Linked DNA regions of Homo sapiens: region 1 is linked to region 2. A link is an interaction called in ENCODE POLR2A ChIA-PET data of the cell type or tissue named here. Cell type or tissue: PC-9. All regions are shown on one strand. Each heading gives the region's core, and the rest is flanking DNA. Links, peaks and the distances in the headings are about the cores only.

What was found. ChIA-PET counts read pairs that join two places held together with the same protein. Peaks named below come from ENCODE experiments on the same cell type or tissue, not always from the same donor. Only the 100,000 strongest peaks of a DNase experiment are listed, where the experiment ranks them.
Region 1: POLR2A ChIA-PET joins it to region 2 with 8 read pairs; 5 of 35 experiments call an interaction of 5 or more read pairs at or near these places.

Annotation. Positions count from the first base shown.
Region 1 is chr11:14,486,127-14,491,514 of GRCh38, forward strand. It overlaps COPB1 (coat protein complex I subunit beta 1), which reads right to left. Exons shown (of 22, transcript NM_001144061.2): 5 at 4,439-4,553; 6 at 2,366-2,458; 7 at 241-378. Among named protein-coding and RNA genes, the nearest start is that of COPB1, 11 kb to the right of the region's middle. In PC-9, for the core only: no CTCF peak of the experiment used is centred there; no DNase peak of the experiment used is centred there.
Region 2 is chr11:14,419,418-14,424,805 of GRCh38, forward strand. No RefSeq gene overlaps it. Among named protein-coding and RNA genes, the nearest start is that of RRAS2, 63 kb to the left of the region's middle. RefSeq lists enhancers at 2,747-3,399, 2,986-3,280. In PC-9, for the core only: no CTCF peak of the experiment used is centred there; DNase peaks (open chromatin) are centred at 3,074, 4,404 and 4,864; H3K27ac peaks cover 2,991 bases.

The DNA.
Region 1 (5,388 bases), core at 256-5,255, 67 kb after region 2:
TGTGTTGTCAGAGGTTAACTGTACTGTCATTCTCTGTCTGTATCTATATATGTGTGTATGAAAGCAGGAAGGAAGAAAAGAAGGAAGGCTGAACAATGTAAGGCATCAAATAATTTTATAAGTTTGTAGTTATTCTCTCTGTGCCATGTAACCACATAGTGAATTGAAATGTCACTAAATCATGAGTGCTAAGACAGAAAATCTATCATCTAATCTGGCCCCAAAAGAAATACACAGTACCTTGATTGCAGTTGGTGCACTAGAGAGTGTCACTAATGTCCCAGCAGCTTCATATTTTACAGCAGGGCTGGATGACTGTAATAAGTTATAGATGCAGCGAATAAAACGAGCTCTTTCTGATGGATTAGCATGACAGACCTGGAGAAGAAAACATTAACATTTCAACCGATTTCAGGAACGCTTGTTTTCAAATGGAGTTTTTTCATGAATGTCAGCTTATGGGATGCTAGTTTTCTCAATATGAAAGCTAAGAACAGTCTTATGAGGACATGAAAATATCAGACAAAATGGGATGAGACACTATGACACAACATCAGTAATTTCAGAAAGAAGCAAGTTAGAGGCCAACAAAAACATAGATAAGAAATGGCTTTACTAGATAGGATGGTGTGAACAAAATAATTTTTACAGCTGTGCACTTATTTATTCATCCCATCATAATTTATATTTTTACTGTTTCGTAAAAGGTTTTCTGATGACTTAAAATGTGTATGCTATACACAAGTGAAAGAGAAAAAGAAAATGTAAAGTAACAAAAGTAAGGACACATTAACCCAGTACACTAATATGGGTACTGTCACAGGATATTAAATTTGGTCCTAAATGTTTATTCTGGATGCCAAAGGGAAACATGACGGATGATATAAATCTCAATAGCTAATAAAAGGAAAATACCAGTTTTTCAAGCAAGAAAGATAACACATTTTTCCCAAGTACTACTACTTATTATTTGAGACTATATTCAACATTGGAGAGAAAACTAAAAATTTCTATCCCATTCTAAATGTATCCTGATACCTTTACTTGTATAGTAAATATCCCTTATTTTTTCTCTTTTGAAGTCAGTATTTGTAGTAGATTTTCCTAAAATATATATAGTCAAAACTCTATTACATGGACATGACTTAAAAGTTATTTCCTTTTACTATAACATGGACCCTACTTAAGTCATTAGATAGCAGGGAACCGCTAATTTTGAGAACCTCAGTGGTATCCTAAACTATACACATGAATTAAAAAGAACTATAGGCTGGACATGGTGGCTCACGCCTGTAATCTCAGCGCTTTGGGAGGCCAAGGTGGGCAGATCACGAGGTCAGGAGTTTGGGACCAGCCTGGCCAACATGGTGAAACCCCGTCTCTACTAAAAATACAAAAATTAGCTGGATACGGTGGCGTGCACCTGTAATCCCAGCTACTCAGGAGGCTGAGGCAGGAGAATCGCTTGAGCCCAGGAGGTAGAGGCAGCAGTGAGCCGCGATCGCACCACTGCACTCCAGCCTGGGCAATAGAGTGAGACTCTGCCCAAAAAAAACAAAAAACAACAAAAAAAAAACAAAAAAAAACTGTACAGTAAGTCTTGGTTTCATCTTAAATTCCCATTCCAAACTACTGGTACCTTGTGTTAAGAGGAGCCCCTTTCTTACAGAAGCAAGACAGCTATAATCAGTTAGTAATGTCTACCGGTGTTTTGACCATACTATCATATTTAATAAAGCCATCTGGACCTATGTTTTGTTGGCCTCTAATGGTATCAATAGCAAAGTTGGATCTTCTTGTACCTTTTATCAGAACATTAAGATGTAACCAACTCTTTCAAAGGATATATCATAGTAAAGTGTTGCCAATATAGTATTTGATTTAAAAATCCAAAATTCTTAGCTGGTTTTAGATTTCCTGTCAATGGCCTACAATGTCATATTAATGCATTTAAAGTTTTTCTATTCTCTTTTACAAACAGGGAACATAAAAAGTATTTAAGGCTTTTTTGTTTGATTTTAGTCTGATGTATGCTCAAGAAAATCTTGAATTTTATTTTAAAGCCTAATTATAATCTATTCAGTGACTGGGAAGTTCACAATGATTTATGTGCAGCTACACTGGCTCAAGCCATGAATTTTTATCAAAATCTTTATGGAGGTTTAGAAAGGATATAAGCAAGTATTCTACTTGGAAAATACAATAAACCAAAAGTAAAAGAAACAAAGGCTTTAATAGGCTATGCTATAAAATATTTATACTATTAAAATATATTATCCTAGCAATAATTATCCCAGAAAGAAAGTATTTAACCCTGTCTTAAACTGCTGAGTTTATTTTACTCATCATAGATTATCATTCTTACCTTATAAATCAGTTCAACAATAACCAGCTGCAGAATGTCTCCAAATGTTTGAACTTGATCAATGCAAGTACTTAAGTAATCCAAAGCTCGATCCTAAAAAAAATAAGAATATATTTATCATTCTCCACCTCATTCAATAGAAGGACTTAATGCATCTTAAAAAATACACACATTACAACTCAATATAAAACAAATGAGGAGATCAGGGCAAAGAGAAATTAACTGGGAAAAAAATCAAGAATAAAATTAACATATAAAATATAAGACATAAAGTTAAATATATTTTCTGGAAATGAGCCACAAACCTGGGGTCTGATTTTCTAGCAGCTAAACCAAAGAGGGAAAACACTATGTGTTATGGGATTCAGGGTATCCATACAATCAAAACCAGCTGCTTAGGTGTATAGTTATTCCTATTACTGAGACCTAAAAGAAAAATCTCCTATGTGTCCTCATATATTGGACACTGTAATATACAGAACTACAATGCTGAAAACATCTCTCCAGTAAAAGTATCAATAAATTTTATTGGACTATTTCTGATTACGCCCCTCAATGTAGGTTAACAGCATAATGCCAAAAGCATTGGTCAGTAAAACCAATTACACAAGAGGACAAAACACTGCTCATATACGCAGCTTTCTCATAATCTTGTTTAGGAAGACAAAATGACAATATTGAATACCACTTCACGTGCCCATTAACATTGCTACTATCAAAAAAACAATAGCAACAAGTGTTGGCATGGATGTGGAGAAAATGGAACCCTTGTGCACTACTAGTGAGAATGTAAAATGGTAGAGCTGCTGTGCAAAACAGTATGGCACTTCCTAAAATAATTAAAAACAGAATTGCTGTATATTCAGTAAATCCACTTCTGGGTGTATACCCAAAATAACAGAAAGCAAAGTCTCAAACAGATACGTGTACATCTACGTTCACAATAGCATTATTCCTAATAGCTAAAAGATTGAAGCAACCCAAGTGTCCACCAATGGATGAACAGGTAAACACAATGTAGCATATATTTACAATGGGGTATTATTTAGCCTTAAAAAGGAAAGAAATTCCAACACATGCCGCAACATAAATGAACCTTGAAGACATTAGGCTAAGTAAAATAAGCCAGTCACAAAAGGACAAATACTGTATGATTCCACTTATCCGGAATACTTAGTCAAAATCACAGAGACAGCAAGTAGAATGGTGGCTGCCAGGGACTGGGAGGAAGTGGTAATAAGGAGCTATTTTTTAATGGGTACAGAGTTTCAGTTTTGCAAGACAAAAAAAGTTATGAGGATGGAAGATAGTGATGGTTCTACATTATAAATGTATTTAAAATCATTGAACACTTAAAAATGGTTAAGAGGGTAAATTTTTTTGTTATGTGTATGTTACCACAATTTTAAATAACTGGGGGACAATCCATTAAAGGAAGATCTGGGGGAAAAAAGTCACAGTGTCTAGATTTCAGAGGACTGGAAGGCCTCCATATTTTTCAGACTTCATGCATATTATTTCCCATATTTTGGTGATAAATACTGGCTAGAAAATTTCAAGATTAGATGGCATCAAGGTGTACAGAGTAATTGCTAACCAAAAGTAGATCCATGTACTTTAACCACCAGCAGAGCAGGATGTGGAGTTGGCACCCGTGTATGAAAGTTGAAGAACCTAAAAGGATACACCTCTACACTGAAGGCCACCCTATTTCCACAGGCATGGCTAAGGATGTATCTATGCAAAGCTACTATTTTTCTCTACTAAACAATTTTAGATCTATACCATCATAGGAAAGAACAGTCATAATAATTTTAATTTTTAAAAACTGTAGGGTGGCTGCTCTAAAATGCCTCTTCAATGTTTAATTGAAAAAAGAATGTATACATATGCAATATTTTAGAGAAGGGTTAAGAAAAAAATGTATTTTTCTACAAGCTTAAAAATTTCAAAATACACAAACCACATGAACTATAAACAAAATTACTGACTAAAAACATGATTAAGTCTATGTAATACTTTCAATTGTCACTTAAATACAGTAATAAGAGTATTTTTTAAAAAGTACCTCACCTGATCTGCATGAATTAGCATCATAAATGCATTCCTTTTGCAACTTGCATCCTTCTCATTCACCAGAAAATCATGTATCAGTTCAGGAGCATCAGGTATAAGATGTTCAAAATTTCTTTAAATAAAACAGGTAACATCCATATTTAATAAAAGCCTACTTTACTATTTTAGTAACTCTCTGGACAATACCAAAATTAAATTTAATCAAACTTTACAACATACTTTTGCTTTTTTTTTTTTTTGGAGACAGAGTCTCACTCTGTTGCCTGGGCTGGAGTGCAGTGGTGCGATCTCAGCTCACTGCTGCCTCCACTTCCAGGGTTCAAGCAATTCTCCTGCCTCAGCCTCCCGAGTAGCTGCGATTATAGGTGCCCACCACTATGCCCAGCTAATTTTTTGTATTTTTAGTAGGGATGGGGTTTCACCATGTTGGCCAGGCTGGTCTTGAACTCCTGACCTCATGATTTGCCCACCTTGGCCTCCAAAGTGCTGGGATTACAGGTGTGAGCCACCGTGCCCAGACAAGGCTAGAGTGCAGTGGAGTGATCTCGGCTTACTGCAACCTCCGCCTTCTAGGTCGAGTGATTCTCCTGCCTCAGCCTCCTGAGTATCTGGGACTACAGGCACGTGCCACCATGCCAGGCTAATTTTTGTTATTTTTTTAGTAGAGACAGCATTTTGCCACGTTGGCCAGGCTTGTCTCATATTCCTGACCTCGAGTGATCCACCCACCTCGGCTTCCCAAAGTGCTGGGATTACAGACATGAACCACCACGCCCGGCCTGCTTTTTGAAACTTCAAATCAATTAGAACTGGGAGAAGGAGCCGGGCGCAGTGGCTCACACCTGTAATCCCAGCACTTTGAGAGGCCCAGGTGGGCGGATCACCTGAGGGTGGGAGTTTGAGATGAGCCTGACCAACATGGAGAAACTCCATCTCTACTAAAAATA
Region 2 (5,388 bases), core at 154-5,153:
CTCTTTCTATAACTTGCTCTTGTGTAGCTGCATTCTCAGGATTTTTTTTCCATGTGAAAGTACTTCACAGCTCCATGTTTGCATCCAATCACAGCAATTAGAGCTGCTTGTTCCAATCTTTCCAGCAAAAGTAATTCCCAATGGTTCATCTGCCCTTCACAGAACCCTTCACAGTGACTCTGATTTAAAAGTCCTAAGTCACATGCCTGCCTCTGGATTTTGAGGTGGGGTTAACCCCATCCAAATCATATCGACTAAAAGTGAGGGAACGTGGTCCCCCAGAGGAAAATCAAGTTGCTGTTACCAAAGTGGGAGATGATGCTGGGCAGGCAAAAACCAACATGTCCTCCATACAGGAGATGTCTTATACACTAATAATTATGGCAAGGCCAGGAGTGATGCCTTTCTTGAGAGCTTACAGTCAAAGATTAGATAGAATAAATGGATCATTTCAAGGACAGCTGTCCATGAACGCCTCTTAGGAGAAAGTCTATGAACTTGGTCTTCTGGATAGTAGAATTATGGTAGGTGAAGATGAAAAAGCCTTTCAGATAATGTGGAAAGGCATGAACAGAGGCAGAGAGGCAGGGATACTTTGGAGATTTTCCAAGTTTGGTGGGAAATTTTGGGAATTAAGGCTGGAACATTGGTCAGGGGCTAGACCCATAATCTAGTAATGTACTAACCCTTTATTCAGATGTCTTTCACATATAATCTCAGAAAGAGTATACTAATTTTGGTGGGGACCAAGAATAGGACAATTCTTCCCATGTTACCGATTGCGTGTTACCCAGTACAAGAGACACCTGCTGAGAGAGAGATCACAGTGCCCAGACAGAACAGCACGAGTACCCCAGTGTTCTGCCTTTCAGTCCAGGACTGTGCCCCTCCTCCCAACAAACTCCCTCTCCTCCACATAGAGAGAAAATGAAGTCTGGGGTTGGAAGTCACCAGGACAGCAGCTGTGGCTCAGCCCCATGGCCAGCCTGAAGGATCCTCTGGAGGAAGCTGTGGGAACTACCACCTAGGCAGAGAGCAGGTATCTGAGTTGCATAATGGCTAAGAGCAGACTCCAGAGTCAGACAGGCCGGGCATTTATCACCAGTTTCATGACACGATGTTACCTTGGACAAATCATGACTTTTCTGAGCCTTAGTTCCCTCATCTGTAGAACAAGGATGGTTAATAAGATCTGAATGAGGTAATGCATATTAAGAAGTTAGCACAATGTGGCGGGGCCTCGTGGCTCACGCCTATAATCCCACCACTTTGGGAGGCTGAGGCAGGAGGATCACTTGCGGTTAGGAGGATCACTTAAGGTCAGGAGCCTAGGCAACATGGTGAAACCCCGTCTCTACTGAAATACAAAAATTAGCTGGACATGGTGGTGCATGCCTGTAATCCCAGCTACTTGGGAGGCTGAAGCAGGAGAATTGCTTGAACCCAGGAGGAAGAGGTTGCAGTAAGCCAAGATCATGCCACTCCACTCCAGCCTGGGCAACAGAGTAAGGCTCTGTCTCAAAAAAAAAAAAAAAAAAAAAAGGAAGTTAGCACAATGTCTGTTACATAGGGTGTGCAATAAGTGGGATATTGAGGGCATTACAGTGTGGTACAGACCCTTGAGTCAGATTGACTTCCCAAGGTCAAATCCTGGTCCCATTTTAATTGTTCTATAATGTACTTTCCACACCTCCCCCCCCGTTCCCCCACATTTTAAACATCTCTGAAATCAGAATGCACCTCAGCATTGTAACATGGTTTAATTGTCAGTTATTATCTCTTAGAATATATGAGATAATAGCCTGTCTTTACACTTGATCTCTTATGTTGGGCAAATTACTTAATCTCTTGGTACCTCAGTTTCTTCAGTTGTAAAATAGGGATAATAATAGTGTCTACTTATAAAGTTGTGAAGACTAAATTAGACTTGCTTTGGAAATTTCTGGCACACAATAAGGGCTTAATAAATTCCATGTATTGGTATTGTTTTTATTATTATCATTTCAAACCAGGTAATGGGTGTGGTGGGACCTGCATGAGCTGAGCAGCTAGAAGCAGAAGAGGGGAAGGCTGGTATGGGAGGGGCAATGCTGGTTCTCAGGTCAAAAGGGGAGTGTGATGAACAGTAGCCAGGAAGCCAGACAAGTGTCCAATGCAGCACAAGGTTGATGAGGGCATATGGTTTTCAGGTGAAGACTGGGAACCATGTTAGGGTACCAAGCCTGGTTGCCCAGCGGGGATGGGTTGGTGGGTTAAAAGGGATAGCCAGGTTGGGCTAGTTGGTCTATATGTTCTCTTTGAAATTGCATGTTCTCTGACTGTAATAACTACTGTCTATTAAGTCTTTACTACATGCCAGGGCACTGTACTAATTGATAAGTACTGTCTCACAGAAATCTGTTATCAATCATATGAGTTAGGTGATTTTATTAGATCAATTTTATAAAAGCAACCAAGAAGGTTCAGGCCGGGCGTGGTGGCTCACACCTGTAATCCCAGCACCTTGGGAAGCTGAGGCAGGTGGATCACCTGAGGTCAGGAGTTCAAGACCAGCCTGACCAACATGGCGAAACCCTGTCTCTACTAAAATACAAAAATTAGCTAGGCGTGGTGGTGCATGCCTGTAATCGCAGCTACTGGGGAGGCTGAGGCAGGGAGAATTGCTTGAACTCAGGAGGTGGAGGTTGCAGTGAGCCAAGACTGTGCCATTGTACTTCAGCCTGGGCAACAGAGCGAGACTCAGTCTCAAAAAAACAAAAACAAACAAAAGAAACCGAGGCTCAAAGAGGTAAATTAACATGTTCAAAGTCACGTGGCTATTAAGTGGTAGAGCTGGAACTTGAATAGGGTTTTTTTGACTTTACATCTGGCACCTAAGCTCCTCTGCCACATTCTTGAACTCAGTTCTCCAGCATATCTCAGTGTATCCAGAAGCAATTTTTCTCCCTTTTTCCTTTCCCCCCTCCTCCCCCACCCCACAGGTCTCCACCTCCCAAGTCCACAAATGCCAAACTCACAAGTCATCTGTTTTGCCAAAATTCTGTTCCGATTTGATAAACCCTAGCTGGGCCAGCTCACTCAGCATGATTCAGCCGGAGAGAATAGCAAGGCTGCATGCCCGGCATGCCGACCAGCTGAGCTCAGGCAGGATGGGAGGCGCTCAGGAACCTCAGCCTGACAGATGGCTCCACTCGGCTGTCTCCACGGGCCTGATGCCAGGGGCAGCACTCGTTCTCAGCAGGAGGGAGGTCGTACGAGTTTCACATGCATGGATGTGTGTGTGTGTGTGTGTGTGTGTGTTTCACATGGACCATGCAGGAGTGAAGCTGTGTATTATCCAGAGTGCCCATGTGTATGTGGCCGGTTTGCACATGTTTGTCTGTATGCGTGTGGATGAATGCATGTGTGCATGTCTAGCTGTGTGTTTGTGTGTGTATTTGTGTGCATGCAGAAGTGTATGTGTGTGTGTTTGAGTTTCAAATTTGCATTCATGTAGGATGTGTGCTCATGAGCATGAAAGAGAAAGCTGGGGGTGGGAAGTAGGGGGAGAACGGTCGTGGGCTTTGAGAGTTGAGAATGTTGAATGTTCCCACCTGCAGTGGAGAGTTGCTGTATGCCCCTCCCTCCAGCTCTCTCTCCTCTTCACAGGACTGACTGACATCAGCAGCAGCAAAAGGTCATATCAAGCCCAATGTGAAGTTTAGGCTCTGGCTATGATTTAGGTTTCCCAAACCAACTCCTTGGCTACAGTTTTCTCCTAAGGTAGGGGTACTTAACTGTTTGTTAATCTAGGGTCCCCCTGAAAAATCTGGTGACCAGAATGAATCTTCCAGGAAAATGCCCTCAAAACACATAATTTTATATGCAATATTATGGAGTTCTAGGGGCCCTCCAAAGCCTATCCATGGACCTCAGGTTAGGAAACCAAGTATTATATAAACACTTATTGAATGGCTATGATACTGAGCCCTTGTTAGAGAGATAAGTACATAGAGGAAGAAGATGGCCACTGTTTAAAGAGTACACAGTCTAGCAGGAGGAATAGATGTAAATGCATAACTACAGGGCACTGTAACAAGTGCAGTAGTGGCTGGAGGAAAGAACTGGCAGAGCATGAGAGGAATGAGGGGAAGCACTTCTTGACGGGTTCAGGGAGGAACTCACTGAAGAAGGGGACACTTAAGATATATATTGAAAGATGAGAAGGAATTTATCAAACAGAGAAGATGCAGAAAGACTTGCCAGGCAGAAAGAACAGCACAAAGGCAGAGGGGATGCTGTATTTGGGGAATGATACACATGAGATCAGCCGGGAGCAAGGCTGAAAGAGAGTTTAGAGGTGGACTGTGAAGGGCCTTGTTCACACTAAGCTAAAGGTTTTGGCTTTTATCCTATAAGTAAAGGGGAACTATTGGAGCTCTTTAAACAAGAGAGTGACATGATTTAACTGATGTTTTGCAAAGACCACAATGCATCCGGCACTTATCCAGAGGTCAAATAAGTGGCTGTTGCAACAGTTCAATTGACAGAAAAAAATGTGAACAACAGGAATGTATGGGAAACTAGTATATAGGCTTAAAGAAAAGAGATATTTAGGAGATAAACTAGTAAAAAATTAGATGCCCTCATTAAATGTGTGGGGGTTAAAAAGAAGAAAGAAGGAAGAGTTGAGCATAGTTTCTGTGATTCTAGCTTGAGAAGTAAGGTAGATGATAGTGCCATGCACTGAGATGGAACCATGATGCAGTTTAGGTTCTTGGAGGAAGATGAGTTGTGTTTGAGACACAATGTGAGATGTCCAAGTAGAAATATACATCAAGCAATTGACTATATAGGTCTGGAGCACTGGGGAGAGAGATTTAGAAATGTCAATTTGTGAGTCACAAGCAGACAACTGAAGTCATGGGTAACAGATGAGATCACTAAGGGAGAATTTAGATATCCAGTGAGAAGAGAAGCAAGAAAGAAGTCAATATTTAAGGGGACATGGAGGAAGAGGAATTTTTGTAAAGAAGACTGTGAGAGGGAATTCTTAGGGGTTGAAAGGATTGAAATAAAATCAGGAGAGGTATCTCCTAGAAGCTAATAGTACACAATGTTTTGTTTTGTTTTGTTTTGTCTTGAAATGGAGTTTCACTCTTGTTGCCCAGGCTGGAGTGCAATGGCACGATCTTGGCTCACGGCAACCTCTGCCTCCTGGGTTCAAGCAATTCTCCTGCCTCAGCCTCCTGAGTAGCTGGGATTACAGGCATGCACCACCACACACGGGTAATTTTGTATTTTTAGTAGAGATGGGGTTTCTCCATGTTGGTCAGGCTGGTCTCAAACTCCTGACCTCAGGTGATCCGCCCAGCTCGCCCTCCCGAAGTGCTGGGATTTGAGGCATGA